Regions from separate parts of the Homo sapiens genome. Here region 1 is linked to region 2. A link is a loop called in an ENCODE intact Hi-C map of the cell type or tissue named here. Cell type or tissue: heart right ventricle. All regions are shown on one strand. Region 1 overlaps ARHGAP4 (Rho GTPase activating protein 4). Region 2 overlaps PDZD4 (PDZ domain containing 4).

Region 1 (2,500 bases), 100 kb before region 2:
GTTCAAGACCCAGTCTGGCCAACATGATGAAACCCTGTCTCTACTAAAAATACAAAAATTAGCTGGGTGTGGTGGTGCGCCCCTGTAGTCCCAGCTACTCGGGAGGCTGAGGCGGGAGAATCGCTTGAACCCGGGAGGCGGAGGTTGCAGTGAGCCGAGATCGCACCACTGTACTCCAGCCTGGGCAACATCCTCCGTCTCAAAACAAAAAATCAAAACAAAACGTTAAACTGATTCAGTGAGGACTCTCCTGATTTCAAATGGCATTAGCGCCCACCCCACCTGGCCTTGGAGCTGACGAGTTAACCACAGGAGGCCAGCCTCGGATAGGATGAAGACACTCTCCATCTGTCTCACTTGGCATCGTGGGCTCTGCCCTGCTCTGTCGGGAGGTCCCGTGCCCCAGGCTTCCACTTACCCAGCTTGATCTGCCGGTGGGAAGAGCTCTCCTGTTCAGTAATTCAATTGGAAGGGTCAGGCTCCTGGGTCCCTCACCTGGCTAGTCTGGTGGGGGCAGGGAGTGGAGGGACAGAGGGATGGGTGACGCATGCAGCCAGGGCTGGGGCACCTGGAGTCAAGGGGGCTGAGACTAGGAAGGGGACATTCTCCAATAGGAGATCAGGGGAGGAGGTAGGGATGCTGGGCAGGCGGAACCCACAGGGTCCCCATGCAACAGCCCCTGGGAAGTCACTGGCGGGACAGAAATCCAATGGGATTGAGCTCTTCTCAGCGGAGTCCTCCCTCGCTGCTGCTGGTCTGAATCCTGCCGTCTTTTGCCTGGACTAGCACAGTAGCTGCCACCTGGGCTCCACCTGGCAGTGTGAGGGGGCCCTGAAAACGAAGCTGGACCACATCACCCCACTACTGTGGCTCCTCTCTCACTCGGAGTCCAGCTGGGAGCTCTGCCCAGACCCCGGGCTCTGTGCCATCTGTCCCTACCGGTCTCTCGGACTCCCCCTACTGCCCACGTACAGCCAGCTCCAGCCTTCTGCTCCAACGATGCGGCTTGTTCTTGACCACCCTCCTTTAAAAAGAGGTCCTCCCTGTCCCCACCCACCCCTGGCTCTGATCTTGCTTTGTGGGTTCATCTTCTCCGCACCCATCACTCCTGGGCATTCTGATATGTGTTCGTGCCCCATTCCAATCCCAGCTCCAAGAGGGCAGACACTTGGTCAAACCTCTTTGCCTTTGTATTTAAAACGTGCCTGCCACAGAATGGGTGCATAATCAACATTCTGCTGAATGAAGACATCAATTCATGTCCCTCCCTGGGGATGTGGATGGAGATGAGTAGGTGGGCAGCCTGCTGGCCAGAAGCTGAGCTAGCATCTTATTTACTCGGGACGGGCACTCAGGAGATGGCAAAAGTGTCTTCCGCAGGTTGCTTAAACTTGCTGGACAGGCACTTCTTTGCTTCAGGCCTGTGTGGGGGAAGCAGCGTTGCCAAATCAAGCCAGTGATAGGGTGTCAAAAGGCCGGCAGTATGGGGCCCTGGGTGTGACTCTCTCTGCAGGGTGGGGGAATGCACAGGTGGGGCGGGGGGTGATTGGGAGTGGGAAGTGGGGTCAGAAGACGGGGGCTAGCTCCCTGCCCCATTCTTTCACTTACAAGGCCGGATCAGCTCTCCCTGGCTCCCAGCCCTCACTGTGGACTGTCCTTTCCCCTGGGGCCTGAGGGCAGGCTTCCCCAGCCACTGAGACTGCGAGATCGCTGCAGGCTTGCCCTGAGCAGCACTGTGATCTGTGTGTTGTGTATCCGTGTGTTTGCAAGGGAGGCTGCCACCTCCCGGAGCCTGGGTACCGGCGGGAAAGGAAGTCGCAGGGGAAACCATTCAGAGGCTTTCCAGGAACGAGGGAGAGACAGGAAGCCAAACTGAAAGGTGCCTGGCTGGCGCTGGGGCGGCTCTCCCCTCTCTCTGGGACACCCTTCCCCTTCCCCCTCAACCGGGTGGCTCTGGCCATCTGTTGGCCTCAGCGCAGAGGTCGGCTGGACAGCTGAGGCCAGATCTGCCTGCAGGGGCCTAGCTTCTTTCCTCCCCTCTTAGCTCTTGCCCTCAGCCTAGGCTGGGTCCGAAGGAGCCCTCAGAGCCGACGGGACTGGGGTCTGTGTGCCTCTGCCTCTCCCATCCCACGCTGGCCTGGCTGACCCAGGCAGGGCGTGCTGACCAGGCCTGAGCCATGGTTCCCCCCACAGAGATGCGCTGGCAGCTGAGCGAGCAGCTGCGCTGCCTGGAGCTGCAGGGCGAGCTGCGGCGGGAGTTGCTGCAGGAGCTGGCAGAGTTCATGCGGCGCCGCGCTGAGGTGGAGCTGGAATACTCCCGGGGCCTGGAAAAGCTGGCCGAGCGCTTCTCCAGCCGTGGAGGCCGCCTGGGGAGCAGCCGGGAGCACCAAAGCTTCCGGTAGGTGATGTGCTGGCAGGGGGGCCACGGCAGGGCCCAAGCTCCGCTCCCAGGTCTCAGTGCCCCTCTACCCCCAGGAAGGAGCCGTCCCTCCTGTCGCCC
Region 2 (2,500 bases):
GTCTCGAACTCCTGACCTTGTGATCTGCCCGCCTCAGCCTCCCAAAGTGCTGGGATTACAGGCATGAGCCATTGTGCCCAGCCTCAAATCCTAGATTTTTAAAAAAAGCTATAAGGGTGTTAGCGGGACAGCTGGGGAGATGTGAGGCTGGCCCATTGTATGAGTGCGGAATTCCGTGCTAAGGGTGTTGTGGTTCCACGGAGAATGGGACTGATGGCATCTTGCTTTCAAATGCTTCTGCACATGTGTGTGTAGAAACCCCGAGAGCAGGTGTGGGGAATCTGCAGATGTTCCCACATGCTTGTGGGCGGACAATTTTCAAAATCCCGAGCTGGGGAAACATGAATGGGGACTTTGCTGGGTCACTGAGTGGGTGAATGTAGTGAGCCTGCGGCTTCTCCTTTCTCCTCTGATGCTCTACTCGTTGGGAGATCCCCCGATGCCTGACTTGGCCTGGAAGCTACAGTCACAACTGCTTCCAAGGTGTCCTGGATACTCCAGACGGCAGAGCTGAGAGCCAGCAGGCAGGTCAGAGCTCGGCCCCGGGCAGAGGATAACTTCCTGTCTCTGTCCTTCCCCAGCTTGTTTCCTACTCTACAGCAGTGGGGTAAGGGGAGTCCGAAGGTGGCAGCCCCCCCACCTCCGTGGCAGCCACGGGGGCCCCTGGAAGTGATGTGGCTTCACCTCCCATCCCGCGCGTTGCCAGTGAGAGTGAAAGGGGTCGCAGGCGCCGTGTGACAAGCACTTGGGATTGCGAGTCTCCCAGGCCACAACTGTTTTCTTAGCCTCTCCGGCCTCTCTTCTCGGCTTCCCAGAGATTCCTGATCAGCAAGAGGGCGTCGCGCCCCACCCGGCTGTGCGCCTGCCACCGCTGGGTGCAGGAGGGTGCCTGGGGCAGAGCCTGGAAACAGAGCTCAGCCTCCGACGGGGTTGGCGGGGCGGGCGGGCAGGAGTCCTGCCAATACAGCCACCAGCGTGGCGGCGCCGGGACGAGTGTGGTCCGCCCTGCTCCCGCAGCCGCAGCCACCCCGCCGCCGTCGCGGCGCGCTCTTTGTCTGCGGCTCCGGGCTCAGGGGGCGGGGCGAGCGCGCCTGGGGCTCCGCCCTCTCCGCCTAGGGCGCCCCGCTTCCCGCGTCCCCTAAGGCCCGCCAGTCCCTTGCCCAGCGGGAGATCGCCGCCCCACAGCGACTGCCCGTGGGGCCGACTTCGCGTCATGCCTGCCTCGCCTGCCCGGTGTTGCCCCCTCCCCTGTCCCTGTGTCCCCCCTCCCTTGCCCGCATGTCCCCCTCATGCGGGGAAAGCGGTGCCAGCACTTTCCCTGGCCTTGCGAATTGCTCTTCCATCGGTATTCAGCCGCCCCTCTGATGTTCCTGAAAACCCAACCTGCTCCTTCTCTGCAAAAAGCTCCGGAAGGCTGTGTCGATGCAGGTCGAGCTTCCCCACCCGGCCCCCTCCCACCTTTTAGCAAATCCAGAGGCCCCACCTTCGCCCTCCCCTCCCGGGCTCCGACCCAGTGCATTGAGCAGCTCCTCGGCTTCCCTCCCGGGACTTTCTAGTCTCTCTCCCCAACCGGCTCAGTGTCAGGGTGCCCCAGGACTCTCCTTGGGCCTCTCCTGTTCTTGACTACATTCACTCCCTAGGTGAGCTCCTCCATCTCATGCTTTTGCTTTTTAAATTTTTATTTATTTATTTTTAAATTTTTATTATTTTTGAGACAGGGTCTCAGTCCGTTGCTCAGGCTGGAGTGGAGTGGCACAATCACGGCTCACTGCAGCCTTGACCTCCCAATGCTCAGGTGATCCTCTTGCCTCAGCCCTACCGCCTGCCCCCTACCTCCTCCACCACTTGGGGCTACAGGAGCGAGACACCACGCCCAGCTTCATCTCATGATTCTTTTTTTGTTTGAGACGGAGTCTTGCTCTGTTGCCCAGGCTGGAGTACAGTGGTGTGATCTGGGCTCACTGCAACCTCCACCTCCTGGGTTCCAGTGGTTCTCCTGCCTCAGCCTCCCAAGTAGTTGGGATTACAGGTGCCTGCCACCACGCCCTGCTAATTTTTGTATTTTTCGTAGAGATAGGGTTTCGCCATGTTGGCCAAGCTGGTCTCGAACTCCTGACCTCAAGTGATCCGTCTGTCTCGGCCTCCCAAAGTGCTGGGACTACAGGCTTGAGCCACCGTGCCTGGCCGTCATCTTATGATTTTAAATAAAGAAAAATTCCTAGTTTAATTGAACAGCAATGGTCACATGCCACCCAGTTAGCTGACTTGGGCTTGGGCCAGACATTTGGAGTGGGGCACTGGAGATGTCCACATGCCTCGGGAAGTTCAAGCTAGAGATAAAAACCTTCCATTTCCTGCCCTGGGCCTAATCCCTGAGTCCTTCCTTCCTCGGTCTTCCTCACTGCTGTGAGGATACCCCTGGTCCTTGTGGTCCTGTGTGGCAATTTTATGTTTTCTTGTGGTAAGATACGCATAACATAACATTTACCACTAGTGACTT

Evidence for each region. A loop is a pair of places that touch in the nucleus more often than their neighbours do. Peaks named below come from ENCODE experiments on the same cell type or tissue, not always from the same donor. Only the 100,000 strongest peaks of a DNase experiment are listed, where the experiment ranks them.
Region 1: it touches region 2 in a loop (2.3-fold over the local background); 3 of 110 quality-filtered maps call a loop at or near these places.

The regions. Positions count from the first base shown.
Region 1 is chrX:153,921,503-153,924,002 of GRCh38, reverse strand. ARHGAP4 (Rho GTPase activating protein 4) reads left to right here. Exons shown (of 22, transcript NM_001666.5): 2 at 2,194-2,398; 3 at 2,476-2,500. Among named protein-coding and RNA genes, the nearest start is that of ARHGAP4, 3.5 kb to the left of the region's middle. RefSeq lists an enhancer at 79-579. In heart right ventricle, a CTCF peak has its summit at 952 (motif pointing left); a DNase peak (open chromatin) is centred at 922; H3K4me3 peaks cover 874 bases; H3K27ac peaks cover 2,500 bases.
Region 2 is chrX:153,817,650-153,820,149 of GRCh38, reverse strand. All of the region lies in intron 1 of PDZD4 (PDZ domain containing 4), which reads left to right. Among named protein-coding and RNA genes, the nearest start is that of PDZD4, 12 kb to the left of the region's middle. RefSeq lists a silencer at 946-1,105. In heart right ventricle, no CTCF peak of the experiment used is centred here; a DNase peak (open chromatin) is centred at 1,032; H3K4me3 peaks cover 1,077 bases; H3K27ac peaks cover 518 bases.